Regions from separate parts of the Homo sapiens genome. Here region 2 is linked to region 1. Evidence: read pairs that join two places in POLR2A ChIA-PET (ENCODE). Cell type or tissue: Panc1. All regions are shown on one strand. Region 1 overlaps CRKL (CRK like proto-oncogene, adaptor protein). Region 2 overlaps PI4KA (phosphatidylinositol 4-kinase alpha).

Region 1 (5,000 bases):
CGCGATTCTTCCACCTGCCCTGGGGACTATGTGCTGTCGGTGTCCGAGAACTCGCGGGTCTCCCACTACATCATCAACTCGCTGCCCAACCGCCGTTTTAAGATCGGGGACCAGGAATTTGACCATTTGCCGGCCCTGCTGGAGTTTTACAAGATCCACTACCTGGACACCACCACCCTCATCGAGCCTGCGCCCAGGTACGCGAGAGCCCTCCCCGACCGCGGAGGAAGGTCGAGAACCGGGTCTGTCGAAGAGTGCTTGTATAGGGGGGTGGGGCGCGCTTGAACCCATATTCCCCGCATTCTGAACCAAATTATTTTCCAGAAGGCCTTCCTAACAGAAAGCTAGTGTCAGGATCTGGGTCACTGGATAAGAGGATGCGTTTTTTTTTTTTCCCTCTCACGAGGCTGTTTCTCAATGTGAAGAGGATGCGTTTTGAATGTTTAACGGTGGTTGCATAGTTAAAATGCACGCTTTTTGCCTTTCGTGACTTTCTCTGGGTGTAATACTGATGCAGGGATTTGTTGGTTTTTCTAAAAACCTCTTTTTTTTTTTTTTTTTTGAGACGGAGTCTCGCTGTGTCGCCAGGCTGGAGTGCAGTGGTGCGATCTCGGCTCACTGCAACCTCCGCCTCCCGGGTTCAAGCGATTCTCCTGCCTTAGCCTCCCGAGTAGCTGGGACTACTGGCTCACGCCACCACACCCAGCTAATTTTTGTATTTTTAGTAGAGACGGTGTTTCACCATGTTGGCCTGGATGGTCTCGATCTCTTGCCCTCGTGATCCGCCTGCCTCGGTCTCCCAAAATGCTGGGATTACAGGCGTGAGCCACCACACCCGGCCAAAAACCGTTTTTAAGCCATAGACTTCTTTGAGAATCTGAAGATAGCCGAGCACTCACCACCCCACCCCCACCCCCACCCCCACCCCTCCCCGCCAAAGGCACGTACACACAAGTTTGCACACCATCCCGGGTGCTTGTACTCCCTCCAGATCTCTGAACTCCAGGTTAAGAACTCCAGGACTGCAGCCTTTGGAACAGTCAAAAAAATGAAAATGCTTTAGCGTTTAGAAACAAAAAAACCTTTAACCAAAATATCAGAACTGTATATTGATACTGTGGTGCCAAGTTTGAAGCAGGCCAGACACCACCACTTTTATAGTACGTTAATTACAAAGATAAGAGAAGGTGCATTGGCTTCAGCGAGGATATTTTTTGGAAAATTTATTGCATATTTTCTCCCCGAGGACCATTAGTAGGCCAGAGATCAGTCTGGTTAATTTCCAAGGTGGAATTAGGCTAGAATGTTATTAAGGAAAATTTTTGAATGACACTTAGTTGTATCCTAGTTCAATTTCAGACATGCTTTTTGTGTTAAGTCTAATGATTTTGTATTTCTTATTTTAAAATTAACGCAAAGTGACCAAGCATTCTCTTTTCCAAGTGAAATACGTTATTTTAATTGATTAGTTGCTTTAATTTGCCTTAAGCGTTTTAGCAGAGATTTGCTTTTATTGTTGTGTTTGCCCTGTAACACTGATTTTATCAGAGGTTTCTTTTATTTAAATTATCCCAAATTTGAGTTGAAAAGTTGCCTAGAATTTTTAAAGTAACAAACTGGCCAGTTCGTTTCTTAAACATCTATTTTAAAAGGACTGGGTGTTGATACAGTTTTTCCAGGGTTAGATGTTTATGACTTTATGGATTTGTCGACCGGGTATTACTCTAAACTTTAAACATTAAAAGCTATTATAATTGAGGACACCAACTGTTTGCATAGTGGGATAGAGATAGAAAAAAAAAAGCCATGACAGTATAATGACTACAAGATTAACTACTGAACTAAATGGACTTTAAAAGTGGGGAGAAAGTGATTATAAATCAAATACTGTATAACAAAGACCAGGACACCAAGAATCTGATTGGTGAAACCTGCGGTTCCTGGCAGATGCTGGTAGTTGCAGTCAACTTTGAGCACAATATAATTCCAATTTAAGGAGTTGAGAATCTTAGAACCCACTGTAGTGAGATTTGTAATATGACTGAATAAATTCTTCCTCTCGTTTGTGAGCGTGAATTATATAATTAATACCAGGCATTCATTAAGCCATGCATATGCTTATGTTGAGGTCATGAGTACTAATAATACAGCTGTTTCAAAAAGCAAGTTAATGGGCGGGTGTGGTAGCTCACGCCAGTAATCCCAGCACTTTGGGAAGCCAAGCCGGGCGAATCACGAGGTCAGGAGTTCAAGACCATCTTGGCCAACATGGTGAAACCCCGTCTCTGCTAAAAATACAAAAAATTAGCTGGGCGTAGTGGTGGGTGCCTGTAATCCCAGCTACTCGGGAGGCTGAGGCAGGAGAATCGCTCGAACCCGGGAGGCGGAGGTTGCAGTGAGCCGAGATCGCGCCACTGCACAGCCCGGGTGACAGAGTGAGACTCTGTCTCAAAAAAAAAAAAGGAAAAAGTTAATGACTTGAGTCTCCTTCTAGAGGAAGGAAAAGAAGTATGCCGCTTCTCTCTATCCACAGAATCGCCTCCAGATTTTCCGTACATGCATGCATCTTCTTAGAGAACAAGCATGTAATTCTGTCTTTGCCCTCTTTCGTCCTTCCTTTACTGCAGCTGTACTAGGCTGCTCACTTATTCCCTGGTAGCCATCCTTCCTTACTCATACCTTTGTACCTTTGCACCTTTGCTCCAGCTGTTGGCTCTTCACTGACTGCCTTAACTACACCTCACTCTCCATCTGTTGAAATCCTACCTGTTGTTCCAGTCCCCTCACAGATTATAGGGCCTTTCTCTGACCCTACCCCTCACGTTCAGCTTTGTTTCTCCTTCTCTGTGCCCTCTGCCTCAGGCCTGTTGCTTTAATTTAGTTTTTCATTTTCCTAGGTATCTCTGAAGGAGATCACCATGCTGGTTGAATTAGATCCTGACTGAGTTTACTTTGTTATACTGAATCTTCGAATTGCCACTCCCAAGCCTGGTTTTCATGGCTTAGGTTTAACATGTTATTAGCCTTTTATAGAAAGCTAGTGACTACTAGAGCCTGGGCCAAACGGAAAACTCAGTGTAATGCTTCTTCGCATCCCAAACAGGGTACATTTAGTGGCTTAACTTTGCAGGCATCAAAACTGAGCTTTTAAAGCCAGAGTTTCATGCCTCTTGGCTAATATTTTGGTTTATCTTGCATAGCTAAAATTTGTAACAATAATGTCCTACTCGAAATTTAAGGACTGGTGGCTTGCATTGTTATAGTCTTATCCTTTTCATTAGAATGCTTCATAATTTTTAATTTTATATTTTTATTCAAATGTTTATAAGAGAATTATAACCCAGTGTAACCCAGTGTAGGTACTGGGAAAGATGTGTGACAGACATACTTTCTTCCTGTGGAACTCCTACTGTAGTGGAGAAGACAGACTGAAAAGTAGAAAAATAAAGTACTAGTAAGATCAATATACAGGAGGGACCTACCTGGGGTGGCGTGGTCAGAGAAAGCATGAAGCTAAGACCTGAGGGTAAAGAAGAACCCAGCCTAGGCAAGGCTTGGCCTGAGAGGAGGAGAAGAGCCTTCCAAGTTTAGGGAAAAGCTTATGTAGATGTCCTGAGGTGAGAAAGTCCATTGTGTTGGGAGTGTGTTTCTTTTCTTTCTTTCTTTTTTCTTTTTTTTTTTCTTGAGACGGAGTCTTGCTCTGTCGCCCAGGCTGGAGTGTGCGATCTCGGCTCACTGCAAGCTCCGCCTCCTGGGTTCACACCATTCTCCTGCCTCAGCCTCCCGAGTAGCTGGGACTACAGGCGCCTGCAACCATGCCGGGCAAATTTTTTGTATTTTTAGTGGAGACGGGGTTTCACCATGTTAGCCAGGATAGTCTCGATCTCCTAACCTAGTGATCCGCCCGCCTCGGCCTCCCAAAGTGCTGGAATTACAAGTGTGAGCCACTGCGCCCGGCTTTTTTTTTTTTTTTTTTTTTTTGGTAGATGACGTCTCACTCTGTGGCCAGGCTAGAGTGCAGTGGCCCAATCTCGGCTCACTGCAACCTCTGCCTCCCAGGTTCAAGTGATTCTCCTACCTCAGCCTCCTGAGTAGCTGGGACTGCATGGGACTACAGGCACCCGCCACCATGTCCGGCTAATTTTTGTATTTTTAGTAGAGACAAGGTTTCACCATGTTGGCCAGGATGGTCCCTATATCTTGACCTCATGATCCACCTGCCTCAGCCTCCCAAAGTGCTGGGATTACAGATGTGAGCCACCCTCTCCGGCCTGGGAGTGTGTTTCTTAAAGGAGAAAGGGGGACATATAAAATGAGTTTGGAGATAAAGATCAGGGTCAGGAATTGGGTTTTTATTTAAAGTGCTGTGGGCTCCAAGGAAGGAATTTGAGGCAGAGGAGTGACCTGGGGCTGTTATTGTAATCCAGCTACAAAATGATGGTGACTAATAGTGACAGTGGAGCTGTGACTTGGAGATGCCTATTTTGGAGATAAAATTGATTTGCTGGTGGGTGGGGATGAAGGGAAAGGGAAGAAGGGATGATTTGGTCTATTTGTAACTTTGTTATCTTCTGTGTTTTTATCTTTAACTGCTTTTTGTATTTGTGGTATTCCTATGGTGGATTTTATTTTATTTATTTTTTTGAGACCAAGTCTCCCTCTGTCCCCCAGGCTGTAGTGAAGTGGCATAATCTGGGCTCACTGCCACCTCCGCCTCTGGGGTTTAAGATTCTCCTGCCTCAGCCTCCCTAGTAGCTGGGATTACAGGCATGCACTGCCACACCTGGCTAATTTTTGTATTTTTGGTAGAGACAGGGTTTCACCATGTTGGCCAGGCTGGTCTTGAACTCTTGACCTCAAGTGATCCACCTGCCTGGGCCTCCCAAAGTGCTGGGATTACAGGTGTGAGCCACTGCGCCTGGCCTAGCTCTAGTGTATTTTTATTTAATAAGGGCTGTTTCCAGTTTAACAACAGAATGCTTCAGAAGGTAGCTTGCTTT
Region 2 (5,000 bases), 79 kb before region 1:
ATGAGACCCCCCCAAAAACAGCTCTACAAAATAGAAAACCACATTCAAAATAAAGCAAGCTGAGTGCAGTGTCATATGCCTGCAGTACCAGCTATTCAGGAGGCTGAGGTGGGAGGATAACTTGAGTTGGGAGTTTGAGACTAGCCTGGCCAACATAGTGAGACCCTATCTCTTAAATAAATAAAAATAAAAAATAGGCCAGGTGCAGTGGCTCACACCTGTAATCCCAACCCTTTGGGAGGCCAATACAGGTGGATCACCTGAGGTCAGGAGTTCAAGACCAGCCTGGCCAACATGGTGAAACCCCATCTCTACTAAAAATACAAAAATTAGCCAGGCGTGGTGGCGCACACCTATCGTCCCAGCTACTTGGGAGGCTGAGGCAGAAGTATCACTTGAACCCAGGAGACAGAGGTTGTAGTGAGCCAAGATCGTGCCACTGCACTCCAGCCTGGGTGACACAACAAGACTCTGTCTCAAAAACAAACAAACAAACAAAACCACTACCATAAACCCCAAAGAGTCCATGTAACCAATAAGTCATAGTTTTTTTTCAGTTAAAAGATCACAGGACATCTCCAGCTGCTGAAACAATTGTACACGTGCCCCTCAAAACACATAAACTCTGAGTAATATGAGCTGAAGGTTAAAACTGTGTATACTCAGAGGGGGTAAGACACAATGGCTAAAGTTTGCATTTTGGTGTTAGGACAGTCTAAGTGGGTGTCCCCACCCCTTGACCACGAACAGGTTACCCAAACCAACCTGCATTAACAATGCCTCACTGACTCTTTTAAAAAATCAAATGCATGGCCAGGAGCGGTGGCTCACGCCTGTAATCCCAGCACTTTGGTAGGCCGAGGCAGGCGGATCACGAGGTCAGAAGTTTGAGACCAGCTTGGCCAATACGGTGAAACCCCGTCTCTACTAGAAATACAAAATGTAGCCAGGCATGGTGGCGAGCGGCTGTAATCCCAGCTACTCAGGAGGCTGAGGCAGGAGAATTGCTTGAACCCGGAAGGCGGAGGTTGCAGAGAGCCGAGATGGCACCACTGCACTCTCCAGCCTGGGCGACAGAGCAAGACTCCGTCTCAAAAAAAAAAATCAAATGTGTGAAGCAGTTGGGACTGAGCACAGCATATAGTAAATGCTCAATAAACATTATCTATTGTTATTGGATATACTATAATAGTGGCTAGTGGAAGGCAAAAGCAGACAATGAGATTCAAAGAATGCTGATTAATGAGTCAATCACTGAAGCACAGGGAAGAACTGGCCCTATCAAAGCCTATGTACTTTGCTCTGTCCTATGCAATACTTTATCAATACCCTGCACTAAAACACAGAAGATACATTCCACTACAAACCTGGCAGATGAAACTAATGTGCTAGAAGACAGCACGAAGACTTGAAAACTCATCAAAATTGGCATAACATCATTATTTCTCCAACAATAGTGCCTGAAAGACAACTTTTGATAATGTGATCAGGGAGGGCCTCTCTAAGATGGTTCCTTAAATTGGGATCTGATCAAGAAGGAAGCCAGGACAAATCAGGAAAGGCTGCTGCTGCAGCAGCACAGTGGAAAAGAAGAAGCAAGGAGGCCCAGGAGTTCAGGTCCAGACAGAGAAGGTCCCCAGAGGGCCCCACAGGCCAGGTCAGAAGCCTGAATTGTATCCTAATAACAAACACATAGAGGCCTTAGGGCATCAAGTTTAGAACTGAAGTCTAGAAGAATCCCTCTGGCTGATACACAGAAAATGGATTTTGGAGGACAAGAGTGAAAACAGAGACAGGTGAGGAGACTCCTGCAGCAGCTGAGGAGACTCCTGCAGCAGCTGAGGCGAAGATGTTAGCATGGTAGCAATCAACGAGTAGAGACAGAAACAGACCAGTTCAGGATGTGTTTTGAAGGAAGAGTTAAGAGGACTTGATGATGGACAGGATATGGGAGAGATTACTTTAGTTGCCTCTTTACCACACTAGAAAGTATCCAGGCCAGGTGCAAGGCTCATGCCTGTAATCCCAGCACTTTGGAAGGCCGAGGCAGGAGGATCACTTGAGCCCAGGAGTTTGAGACCAGCCTGGGCAACACAGTAAGACCCTGTCCCTACAAAAAAATAACAAAATTAATCAGCTATTGTCAGAGGCGTGTGAACCAGAGCAACTCCATCCTGAATAGGGGCTGGGTAAAATGAGGCTGAGACCTACTGGGCTACATTCCCAGGCAGTTCAGGCATTCTAAGTCACAGGGTGAGACAGGAAGTCAACACAAGATACAAGTCATAAAGACCTTGCTGATAAAACAGGCTGCAGTAAAGAAGCCAGCTAAAACCCACCAAAACCAAGATGTCTGGTCTCGAACTCCTTATCTCAGGTGATACGCCCACCTCGGCCTCCCAGAGCGCTGAGATTACAGGCATGAGCCATCGCACCCTGCCACCAAGGCTTTCTTTTTTACATAAAGCATAAGAATGGATTTCCTCTCTCAGGCCAGGTGCTCTGGGTTGGGCTCTAACAATATCCCAGGATCAGAATTCAGCATCATCAACACAGTTTAGCCATACTGCCAGTGCAGCGGTCACCCCACCCAGTAGAAAGAACTGAAGGCAGCATTTTTTACCATCCTCAATTCCTCTGGACTGCCAGGGCCTCCTCTCTTTCAAATGCCCAGAGGGGCTCTGGGGTACTCTGACTTCAGACCTTCCTCCCCTATCCCCACTCAACTAAAAACATTTAAATAGAAATAATCTGTGACCATTCAGAAATTACTTTAAAAGCCAGGCATAGCTTTAAATGTGAAGTGAAGATACCAAAAAGAACAACTCAGAGATCCATGTAATGATTCCATGATTTATGCACTACACTGGCATGTCAGGCAGAATAATGGCACCTCAAAGATGTCCACACCCTCAATCCCCTGGAAGCTGTGAATATGTTACTTTACATGGCAAAAGAGACCTTCCAGATCTAATTAAATTAAGAACCTTGAAATGGAGGGATATCCTGGATTATTTAGATAGGCCCAGGGCAATCACAAAGGTCATTAAAAGGAGAAGAGAGAGGCAGAAGAGGGAGTCAGAGTGATGTGAGATGGGGGCTTGGCCAACCATTGCTCCCTTTGAAAATGAAGGAAGGGGCCAGAAATCAAGGAATGTGGGCAGCTCTAGGAGCTGTAAAAGGCTTGGAAATGATGGCTGGGTGCGGTGGCTCATACCTGTAATTCCAGCACTTTGGGAGGCTGAAGTGGGTGGATCACCTGAGGTTAGGAGTTCAAGACTAGCCTAGCCAACATTGTGAAACCCCATCTCTACTAAAAATACAAAAATTAGCCGGGCATGGTGGCAGGCCCCGTGGCAGGTGCCTGTAGTCCCAGCTACTCGGGATGCTGAGGCAGGAGAATTGCTTGAACCCGGGAGGCAGAGGTTGCAGTGAGCTGAGATTGCGCCACTGCACTCCAGCCTGGGCAACAGAGCAAGACTCCATCTCAATATATACATATTAAAAAAAAATGAAAAAGGCTTGGAAATGAGTTCTCCCCTAGAGTCTCTAAAAAGATACACAGCCCTGCCATCACCTTGATTTCAGTCCAGTGAAACACAGGTTGTGTTTCTAATCTACAGAACTGTAAAATTATAAACGTGTTATTCTAACAACAAGTCTGTGGCAATTTATTTACAGTAGTAATAGGAAACTAATGTAATTGGTCACTGGTAATTAAACAAAACTCAAAGCCTACTGGACTGCCTATCAAGAAAAGTATCAAACTGAGTAATCAGATTACAGGCAATAGGCCGGGCACCGTGGCTCACACCTGTAATCCCAGCACTTTGGGAGGTTGAGGTGGGCGGATCACATGAGGCCAGGAGTTCGAGACTATCCTGGCCAACATGGCAAAACTCCATCTCTACTAAAAATACAAAAATCAGCCAGGTGTGGTGGCCTGGGCCTATAATCCCAGCTACTCGGGAGGCTGAGGCACAAGAATTGCTTGAACCCAGGAGCCGGAGATAGCAGTGAGCCGAGATTGTGCCACTGCACTCTCCAGCCTGGGCCACAGAGCAAGACTCTGTCTCAAAAAAAAAAAAAAGGCCGGGCGCAGTGGCTCACGCCTGTAATCCCAGCACTTTGGGAGGCCGAGGTGGGCGGATCACGAGATCAGGAGATCGAGACCACAGTGAAACCCCGTCTCTACTAAAAATACAAAAAATTAGCCAGGCGTGGCGGCATGCGTCTATAGTCCCAGCTACTTGGGAGGCTGAGGCAGGAGAATGGCGTGAACCCGGGAGGCAGAGCTTGTAGTGAGCCGAGACTGCGCCACTGCACTCCAGCCTGGGCGACAGAGCGAGACTCCGTCTCAAAAAAAAAAAAAAAAAATTACAGACAATATTTAGTTCCTTCTTTATTATTTTCTGTATTTCCCATATTTTCTATAAAAAATATTGATAACTTTAGAATCAGAAAAAAATACGGCCAGGCATGGGCTTACGCTTGTAATCCCAGCAATTTGGAAGGCTGAGGCAGGAGGGCTGCTTGAGCCCAGGAGTTCAAGACCAGGCTGGGCAACATGGCAAGACCCTGTCTCTACAAAAAATTTAATAATTAGCCAGGCACGGTGGCATGCCCCTGTAGTCCTAGATGCTCGGGGATCCGAGGAGGGAAGATTGCTAGAGGATCGCTTGAGCCTAGCAGGTTAAGGCTGCAGTGAGCTGTGATCACACTACTACACTCCAGCTTGGGTGGCAAAGCAAGACCCTATCTCCAAACAAAAAAAGAAAAAGAAAAGAAATACAGAATATACCGAAGTTCATGTGCTGCACTGATATGCTTACCTGAACTGCAGGCCTAAGGATCACTGACAACTCCCAAACATATGAAGAAGTGTAGGTCTAAGGTCAGGAGAGGTTGCACAGATGCAACCAGCAAACGTTCACTTTCAGGCAGGCCATGTGTTATCCTATTCCTGTTTTACAGGTTAGGCAACTAGGTCCAGATAAGTT

Evidence for each region. ChIA-PET counts read pairs that join two places held together with the same protein. Peaks named below come from ENCODE experiments on the same cell type or tissue, not always from the same donor. Only the 100,000 strongest peaks of a DNase experiment are listed, where the experiment ranks them.
Region 2: POLR2A ChIA-PET joins it to region 1 with 14 read pairs; 4 of 35 experiments call an interaction of 5 or more read pairs at or near these places.

Annotation. Positions count from the first base shown.
Region 1 is chr22:20,918,049-20,923,048 of GRCh38, forward strand. It overlaps CRKL (CRK like proto-oncogene, adaptor protein), which reads left to right. Exons shown (of 3, transcript NM_005207.4): 1 at 1-197. Among named protein-coding and RNA genes, the nearest start is that of CRKL, 3.1 kb to the left of the region's middle. RefSeq lists an enhancer at 16-75. In Panc1, no CTCF peak of the experiment used is centred here; no DNase peak of the experiment used is centred here; H3K4me3 peaks cover 3,502 bases; H3K27ac peaks cover 2,170 bases.
Region 2 is chr22:20,838,739-20,843,738 of GRCh38, forward strand. All of the region lies in intron 1 of PI4KA (phosphatidylinositol 4-kinase alpha), which reads right to left. Among named protein-coding and RNA genes, the nearest start is that of PI4KA, 18 kb to the right of the region's middle. In Panc1, no CTCF peak of the experiment used is centred here; no DNase peak of the experiment used is centred here.